2 separate regions of the Mus musculus genome follow, and region 2 is linked to region 1. The links are chromatin loops, found by intact Hi-C in ENCODE. Cell type or tissue: gastrocnemius. All regions are shown on one strand.

Region 1 (5,000 bases):
TTTCACAGTTCAAGTTATAGAATTGTACCTTTAAAGGAACACAGGGCTGAGGGCTGAGTGTGGTGGGGCACACCTTTAACCCCAGCCCTTGGGAGGCGGGGGCAAGTAGATCTCTGTGAGCTCAAGGTCAGCCTTGGTCTAACATAGGAAGTCTCAGGGCAGCCAGGGCTATACAGAAAGACCCTGTCTCAAAAGCAAAAAAGGAAAACAAAAGAAAGAAAGAAAGAAAGAAAGAAAGAGAGAGAGGGAGGGAGGGAGGGAGGGAGGGAGGGAGGGAGGGAGGGAAGGAAGGAAGGAAGGAAGGAAGGAAGGAAGGAAGGAAGGAAGGAAGGGGGAGGGGGAGGGGGAGGGGGAGGGGGAGGGGGAGGGGGAGGGAAGGGAAGGGAAGGGAAGGGAAGGGAAGGGAAGGGAAGGGAAGGGAAGGAAGGAAATTAGAAAATGTTCATTGGGCTCAAAAACAATTTTTACTTTGTTATGAAACTAGATTGATCCTGAAAAACATACGGAAAATACTAAAAACAGGTTTTAAAATATGCAACAAAGGAAGCCATATTGCATTCAAACATGCAATACATCTAAAGAGAAAGAAGACCATGCCAAGATTACATAAAAGGAAGAGATATTTTAAAACGCTGCTGGATTACACAGATCTTTTTCTAAGGCAAACTGATTTTAAACCTAAATTCAAAATTATTCAAAAGTCTTTTTTAAAAAATTGCAGTCCAAAAAGAGACGTAATTCCCAGATTGTTCATTGTGTGGCCTCTACTCAATAAACATGACTTTTAGACCACTAAAAGCATAATCAAGGAAATGTGCGGAGCGTGTTTAACTTGTTGAAATAGGCTATGAATGAATTCAAATGCCAAAAACCCAAAAGTTTCCATTTACACAGTCAATGGAGGAGAAAGAAGGGACTGTGTAGCAGAAGGAAATGTTTAGCCATGAAGTCCTCCAGTGCAAAGGGTTAGAGGGTAAGAGAGCACAGAATCCAACAGCTCGTCAGCAAACGCCCTGCATTTTATCCAACTGACATTTTCTGACAACTTTTCCAGCATAACAAAACAAGTTCCGACCTTAGACTTTGTGAGAAACTGTCAATAATATTTAAACGACTTTGTGGTAATTTAGAAGGTTTCATTTATTACCAACAAAATTCTTGTGGCCTCTCCTGTATGCAAATGAGAAGCTACACTACTGTAGAACAAGCATGTATTGCTGATTTCCTTTAAAACTTATACGGTGTTCAATAAATCACCAAACTTTCCCAACTTTAACTCGTCAATAAAATAGTAATATCAGCACTACCCAAAGAATATTATAAGTACTACCAGAATTATTATGTATAAAATGATTTACACATTTTAGGTATCTGTCACTTTTTTGCCCTATTCATTTGCTTTAAAATAAAAGCAGTTCTTATAAATCATCTTACAGATAACACCTTAAAAATTGTATGCAATCTAAACCTAGAACACGGATGAACACATACCTGTTACCCCCAAGGGAATCCTGCAAGAGTCTTGTCAGCTTAGAGTCTCTGTAAGGGACATGGGTGGCTCTCTTGCTCTTGTCCCCCAAGGCGCTGATTACATTCCCAAGAGCCAACTGACAGAGAAAAGGAGAGAGGGGAAAATCATATGCTTATTAACTAGAGCGCTTTTAACTAATAAGGACAGCCTGTAGGAAACAAGATAAAAATTAAGAACCCCGTGTTTGGATTTAATTCACATTTGTATTTCCAAATACAAGTAAGCTCAGTAACACATGTGTTACTCATAGCCCTTAGAGTCCAGAGATTTTCCCTTAAAACAGAAATGTTTAAAGACTGACTAAGTCTGACCATGCCTGGAGCTCAGGTTACATCTTCAGGGAACTACTCATTCGTATTATGAGTTTTTCTCAATTTAAATCAAACGTTTAGCAAGTCCCCAGCTCCTTGAAAGTTTCCTGCTATAATACAAATGGTCTATGTGGCTAATACTTCTCATAGCCACAAGGAAAATATTAGTGTCATTTCCCTGAGCAAGGATTCACTACACAAGTAATACTTTAGAAATATATATATATATATATATATATATATATATATATATATATATATGACATGATATGTGTTCAATATCCAACGTTATAAAAGGTAAATCATTAATATCTCTATAGCTATACTTTCCTGCCGTGAACGGGCTGGACTCCACGAGGAACGCATTCCCCACACTAATCATATCAGCTTTCAGTCACGAGACAACCAGAAACACGGACTGTCAGGGCCAAGTCACCATCCAGCAAGTGGCATGAGTCATACTGTATCTCGGCCTCTTTTTCCAGAATCTACGGAATTCAGTACTGGCCACACCAAAGTTCAACAGCCTCGACGGGAAATTGAGCAATGGATTTTGTCCCTTTCGGGACACGTGTCCTAATCCATCCGAGACAACATTCAAAGTGTAGGGCTCAGGCCTGACTACGAGGGAGCCTGTCCATGAGGGCCTTGATATTGGGAGATTAGGGTCTCTCTAATAAGCTTCACTGGACAGTTCCTAACAGAAATGTAATCATACTGGGATCAATGGGCACTGGTTAAAAACAAACAAACAAAACCCCTAAAGTTTGGAGGTCCCACTGCAGGACAAGAAGGGTCCAAGTAGAAGCATATGACCAGGTGTCACCATTACAGGAATTTAGCAGTGCTGTTCCTTACACGGGAACAGATGTCTAATACTATAATGAGGAGAGCAAGAAGGAAAGGCATGCAAAAGAGTGTTCTAAAATATTTTCTTGCACATAATGAAACCTTCTGCTAACTCAACCACAAGGCGTTTGCCTATCAAAATACCACTAGGTGGCAGAGCATTAAAGTTAATTCCTAATACAAACTATTTTGTAAAAAAAAAAAAAAAATGGATAAATCTCTGGACTCTGGACAAAATTCCAACAAAATAGATCAGACTCTGAGATACAAAGACATAATAAAAATAAACTGTTAAAAAGCTTTCCAATGATCCACACAGTCAATAAAACCAGTGTCACAAAATGTCAACCAAGGTGACCTTTGTGTCTTGTCCAAGGAAATACTTAACTTTAAGGGCTTGCTTTGAATGTATGTTTTCAAGTGTGGAAAGAAGTTTAAAAACATTGTTCCCATCTGTCAGCTTTTGCACATACTAGAAAGGTTGAGCGAGCCAAACTAAGACATAAGAAAGCCCGCGACGTGGGGGTGGGATAACAGACAGTGTGGTCAGAAGGTCAATGTATTACTGTTGCTTTAGCCTTCAAGACAGTGAGGATTTCCATGAGATATATTGTGAATACAGTAGAGAAAAGGAAGCTGGCCCTGATAATGTATGTCTATAACTCCAGGATGGCAAAGTCTGAGGCAGGAGAATCATTGTGAGGCGAGCCTGCACTACTTAATGATCACCAAACCAACCAAGCTAAACAGAGAGGGACAGCAGAGAGGGCACGTGTCTCTTGTGGTCTTACAAGCCCGCAGTTGATGGAAATGCCCTCTTTTGCTCTCTCGCCTGTAGCTCCGGTTCTCTTCAGTCTTTCCGATCCCGCCAGATCAACAAAGTGAAACTTCGCCGTCAGCGTCTCAAACTCATTCATTGGCGACGATTCGGAGATCAGCTTATTATCAGTTGCGTTCTCCTGGGATGGCGGAAGATAATCGAAGATTCCTCATTAATGTGACATCAAACACCCTGTAACCTTGTCCACATCTGCCCCCTTGCACAGCTGGAGAAACAGTGGCATAGCCATGCAAGCATAAATGAAAACATCAGAGAAAAAGTTTGGACAGCAATCTCCAGCTGTACTGAACTAAGGCTCTGCTGATGAAGGAAAATAGACAAAACAGCCCTAACCACAAAGAGCCTAGAGGATGACCCCTCCACTTGGTCATAACAAACAGATATTCAGTATTTTTGTTTGTTTTCCAAAGTCTTACACAATTGGTCAGCTTCCTTTAAATAAATAACAACAACAACAACAAAAGGAAACTAAGAGGAAGAAAAAAAATCAAATAAAATCAAATAAAACTGGATCAAACGCCTCTCCAGAGGTGCATAGGATGTACTGATCTAAAGGCAAAATGTTTAAGAAACAAGAAAAATGAACTCACAGCATCTGTTTGGGGACACACTCTGGTTTGACACACGTGAATGGTAAAGATGGCGTGTGAACGAGAGCTCTGTACGTTCATCTGGGTGCTGGCCGTGGTGCGCGAGAGAGCGCCCAGCTTCAGACACTGCATCATCTGCAACGGGGAAGAGAAGCTTCACTTGACACACAGGCACCAGCCAACCTTCTGGCTGAGCTGCCGGCTAAAACCCACTGTGCTGACGGACATAAAGGAAGATCTCTCATCCTATCTTTTTGTTATAGGCCCATCTCAGCTGAACTTCTCAGTACAATGGTGCACTCTCCTTTTTTTTTTTTTTTTTTTTGACTAGGAGAAAACACTAAGTCCCATTGTCCGTCCTATGCTGACATTTACAGCTTCCACTCCAAACTGTTACAGTAGAAGGCTTTGGGACGACGGACTCCACAGTAATCCGAATCAGTTAGGCGTCCCTGTTTGAGTTTTTTCTTCTCATTTTTTTTAAGATTATTATTTTTTTCTTAAATGCGTCCCTATAAAAGCCAAGACACAATCCTAAACCTCACGAGCAAAGAACGAATGGATTACAACCTCGTACTTCAGCACAGTTTAGCCCTCTGTAGCTCTGGCATGTGAGCTGTACACACACTGCACCCAACTTCAGACATCATCTGCCAAGGATGACGGCCTCTCTCGGTGTTGTTATGGTAAAGAATTAGCAAGACACAAACGTTATGCTAAGGAGTTAGCAACAGTATTCCATTAAATTCATTTTGGCATCAATTCATATGTCAGTGTGTGTGCACACGCGTCAGACATAGTACATGCATAGGATCAGACAGCAACATTTGGAAGTTTGGGGATTGGTTTTCCTTCCATCATGTGGGCACCAGGTTCCT
Region 2 (5,000 bases), 310 kb after region 1:
AGGACGTAGTGAGAGATTTCTCCCTTCCAACCTGTTGAGGCAAGGTTGTTTCCCCCTTGTTTCCGATGTGCCACGTAACTTTGTGCCAGCTCAAGCTTGCCAGGATCTCTGTCTCTGCCTCCCATCTTGTTTTAGGAGTGCTAGAATTACAAATGTGTTCACTGTATGTAGCTGACTACTACTACTTCTTCTTCTTCTTCTTCTTCTTCTTCTTCTTCTTCTTCTTCTTCTTCTTCTTCTTCTTCCTCTTCCTCTTCTTCCTCTTCTTCCTCTTCTTCCTCTCCTCCTCCTCCTCCTCCTTCTTCTTCTCCTCCTTCCTCTTCTTCTTCCTCTTCTTCCTCTTCTTCTTCTTCCTCTTCCTCCTCCTCCTTCTTCTTCAACATGGGTTCCAGAGAGTTAACTCAGGTCTTGATTTTTACCTGCCTCCCATCTCTGTTCCTAATATAATTATGTTGAGGTGCTCTTTTGCTTATTAGTTGATGAGTGTGATAGTTAACTTAATGGAAGCTAGAAACTTGATGGTAGCAGCAACAGACCCATTAAAGGCTGATCTATATAAGGATTCCACAGACCGCAGAGTAAAGGCTTCATGACCTACAAGGCTCAAGGGTGGACTGAGGTTTGACCCCGTATGAAAGTTAATGACTTACAGGCTTCAGGTGTACTTGACTGACAATGCCTACGGAAGCTTCTGGTAAGATCCATATGGCAAATCTGCAGGGCTCTACCACTTCCCGACACAGAGGAAGGGACCTGCGGATGGACTGTCATCCCCAGCATTCCCCCTTACCCATCCTGTAAGACCCCAAAACCGTCACACCGTATGCACAAGGTCTCACTTCCATGGAAGGATGGTAGCCTGATTTAAGAATAATTCTGCTTCTGGAGATGCCTGCCTGCCTTCTTCTATTTCCACCGCACCTCCATCGTTCCATATCTAACAGAGAAAACAACCCCTCTGACCCAGTCTGTGTGAGTCCAGATCTAATAGGCTCAGGATGCCCACCATGTGTAGGCATTTTTACCCAGATCTTAGACTCACAGGTTGCTGTGCTCTGGCATCTTCACTTCTTGTGAAGGGCGTTCTCTCTGTCCATCCTAAGGGAAATGTAGGCAGTGAGATGCCAAATCCGAGTTTGCTGGTTGTTTAGGATTCAAATGTTAATGTGGAAACAGTCAAGTGACTAAAGGACCTCTCACAAAGCTTTAAGTACAGCCAGATGCACTTCCTCTGCTTTGCTGGGTCATAAATACAATTTCATTTCAACTCTCCCTTCGTAGAATTGACTTGCTAAATCTATACTGCCTGATGTTATAAATTTAGATACTCTAAACTTCTTAATACTTACTAAAATGATATATTCAGCGCTCCGAGTTAGTTCATAAAACATTAAGATGCTGTAAACTACCACTAAGAGTATCTCCTCAGGCAAACGTTTTACAGAGACAATAAGCATAAAAACCTTCACTAAAGGTCTTTTTGTTTATTCGAAACAGCATTCACTGGGTTTGTAAAAGTTCTGTTAATTTACAAGCGTTTGTATGGGATACATGGGTTTTGCTAAGAGCTTTCTCCTAAAGTCTATGACAGAAAATAAGTTTTACTCATCCTTCAACCCCCCACCCCCAAAGACTCACAGGTAGCAAAAATCAAAAGCAGCTAAGAGATGAGGTCACTTCATTTGCTGTGTCAGATTGAGGCTGTCACACCTATTTTGGGGCGACCTGTTTTGTGTGATGTAGCAGTCCCAAGTGAGAGACTTCCCTACGGCCATCATTTATTTGTGTTATGTTGTGCCCGGGACCACAACTCTTTCTTTTGGGGTCTCTCCTGAGTTTCCATTCAAGACAGAATGGAAACTCCCTTGTCTGGGAGGCAAGGAGGATACAGCCACCATTTAGAAGTATTTAGACAAGGCATGGGAAGCCCTCTCCACTACTTTTTCTTTCCCAGTATGGCAACTCCTCTTCAATTCCTAAGGACTCACTTGTATCCTTCATAATGTGTGGAAACTGGATCTCCAAACTTTAAAAAGGGACAGGATGCGTTTTTCCTGCAAAACCACATGGCCACTGCAGACGTAGAGGGAAGGCTTGGTCTAAAACTGGAAACAGCAATTATAGGAGCATTGTATAAGTAGATGCCTTTGTAGACGACAAGACAAATGCTTGGTCCTGCCTTATGTACAACTCTCTATGCTTTAAGAGAGGACTTGGATTCATGCAAGCCACGTAAACGGGACCCAGGATTAACAGCTTTCTTAATAGGTGGGGGCATTTTCAACCAGAAGAGGGTCACTTCTTACAGAGATAAAACCTTTGACAACACTGCCACCTGCTGGGAAAAAGCCTAGTGCCTCTGTAATGCTGTAACTGCTTCCTTGGGTGTAGCCCTTTTAAGAACTTGGAGAATCTGGACACAGTAGGGCCTAGCAACCATTCTCTATACAGCAACTTAGACACATCAGATACGACTTATGTGGTTTCTCTGATGGCACTGAGAGATGTATAGAGAATTTTGACATCTGTTCCCAAATCACGAGCTATTTCAAAGGGATTACAGTGTTGTTTGGGGACAGTGTTGTTTGGGGACAGATCTGGTTGAACTGAGGCCTACTGACGTTAAGACACAGTTACAGAAATAAAATATTTCTAGATAATGCATATTCAAGCGTTTCTTATAAGATTATTGCTACTGTTACATTTCCAGGGGCAGTCTTACATGTACAATCTACGTAAAGCCTCAGATGTATAATTTTTGTCAAAGACTAGCACTCAGGACCTGGGTAAGCATTTGCGTTCCTCTGCAGGCGACAGAACAAAGAGCTATGCCGCTAGGCCTTGTCAAGACAAGAGATGACGAATGTCTTACATTCTAGCGGTGTTAAAATTGTTGCAGTATTTTGCTAGATGCGCAGAATTGTTCTGAACTGACTTTTGCTGGCTCTGATGCTTGATCTTGTTGACAACTTGAGTGGGTATGGAGCTGAGCTGGAGGCAGAGCCTGGGCGCACCTGGGAGGAATTCTCTTGATTACAGTAAGTGAAGTGGAAAGACTGCCTGTGAATGTGGTGGGATTTCTGGCAGCAACAGGGATCCAAGGAGGTCTGAGGGGAAAGGCTTTTGTGTTTTATGTCTTTGCCTTCTTGTCAGACTGGTGCGTTCATCTACCCTAGCGGTTCTCAGCGATTTATAACAGTAGCAAGATGGCAATATGAAGTAGCAGAGAACATAATTTTGTGGCTGGGAGTCAGCGCAATATGAGGAACTGCATTAAAGGGTCACAGCATTAGGAAGGTTGAGCACCATTCATCTATCCATATTTGCATCTTTCTATGAGTTCATTAGCTGTGGCTGCCACCAGCACAGCCATTGACATTCTTTACTAAGGTAAGAATCCAGATTCTTTTTTTTTCCTTCCAATGTGGACTGAAGACCATGGGTTCCCAGGAATCCTCCAGGCTTTGAGCACTGTCTGGAGCACTGCTGAGACTCTAGCCCAGGGGACTGGGCACTGCCAGTCCTCAGACTCTAGTGAAGGCAGCCAGTGTTGGGCCACCCAGACTGTAATGTCCCAATCAGTTTGTTTCTTTTGAGAACGCTGACTAATACGCTTGCTAAACTTAAAATGTTATTTTAAGGACAGGCCTCATGTGAAGAAATGTTTTTTATATTACTTCTCCACATTGAATATGTACACTTTTTGGCAATGTGTGACGGACTCTTTTTTTTTCACTTAGGGCAATCGAGTTGTTGTTCAACATTCTTTAATTGTGAATAGATAAAATTTGTGCTATAAATAAAATGATAAAATTAGATTAAAATTATTATTTGTGTGTTTGTGTGTGTCTATGAGCATGCTTGTGACACAGCATCCGTGTGGAGGTGAGAGAAGAAAGACAATATGGTGAAGTTGCTTTTACTCATCCACCTTCATATTTTAACATCTAGTTTGACATATATGTATGTGTGTACATCATAAAGCTATAAAAGAAGCAATGCTATGTTCCTTAACTCTCCAGATAACTGTCAGAATTATAATCTTACCAGATAATACTGGTAAGAGAAAATATCCTCATAGCTGTAAAGGCATGCCACATGTCACTGTGTGCTAGTATGCGGTACGAGGCTGTACTGGTAAGTCTTGGAAACATGCCACAGTCTAAAGAGCCCTGGGATATGTGTCTCATGCTTTTCTGATACAAGCACACACCAATACACATAACCGATGGTCTGTGAAGATTTCCACAGCACTCTGTAAAAGGATGTGGAAACAGCGGCAGCCACTCTTAGCTTTTCCACTCCAAACACCTTAAAGGCGCACGCAAGGCTGGCATCTCTACACTACAGCTGCTATTTTCTGAGCACTACAGACAATAAGTTTATCTGAAGCTACACATCTAACTTAGCTGTAAAGTTCTAAAGGGATAAAATGTTATTAAATCATCATATCAGAATATTCAATTGCAATCTACTTTTACTCAATTTTCTTTTTCCTTATCACAAGCCAAACATAAAGGAGAAAGCAGTTAACTTGAAAGTCTTGAAAAGACTTTCTGATGCCTTTTAAATTACCCTTTAATTACATATATAATGTCTCACTGCAGGGACAGCATCGACTTACATCAATGAAAGAGTATATCAACGATCTAGATGAGTCACAGAAGTCTGGTACCATTGGAAGAGATCACAAAGAATATGCACTGTAAGGCATTTGTGCTTGATGAGACTCGCTAGATACCAAATTGAATGTTGACCTACTTTTAAAGAAGTCTGAAAAATGGGTAAGAAAAAGATGAACATTTAAGCTGGGTGGCAGCTACACTTTTGATCCCAGTACTCAGGAGGCAGAGGCAGGAAAGTCGCTCCGAGTTCAAGGCCAGACAGGGATATATAGCAAGACCCTGCCTCACAAGAATAGAAAAAAAATTAACTTTTGCCATTAATTTTGTCAGGCTTTTAACAGAATCAGGACTCATGTGAATTTCTGTTTGTTGATA

The links. A loop is a pair of places that touch in the nucleus more often than their neighbours do. Peaks named below come from ENCODE experiments on the same cell type or tissue, not always from the same donor. Only the 100,000 strongest peaks of a DNase experiment are listed, where the experiment ranks them.
Region 2: it touches region 1 in a loop (5-fold over the local background); 13 of 42 quality-filtered maps call a loop at or near these places.

Annotation. Positions count from the first base shown.
Region 1 is chr15:90,990,219-90,995,218 of GRCm38, forward strand. Kif21a (kinesin family member 21A) reads right to left here. Exons shown (of 37, transcript NM_001109040.2): 5 at 4,123-4,257; 6 at 3,483-3,650; 7 at 1,492-1,607. Among named protein-coding and RNA genes, the nearest start is that of Gm52216, 36 kb to the right of the region's middle. In gastrocnemius, a CTCF peak has its summit at 2,823 (motif pointing right); no DNase peak of the experiment used is centred here; H3K27ac peaks cover 660 bases.
Region 2 is chr15:91,302,299-91,307,298 of GRCm38, forward strand. All of the region lies in intron 7 of Slc2a13 (solute carrier family 2 (facilitated glucose transporter), member 13), which reads right to left. Among named protein-coding and RNA genes, the nearest start is that of CN725425, 110 kb to the left of the region's middle. In gastrocnemius, a CTCF peak has its summit at 2,337 (motif pointing left); a DNase peak (open chromatin) is centred at 2,333.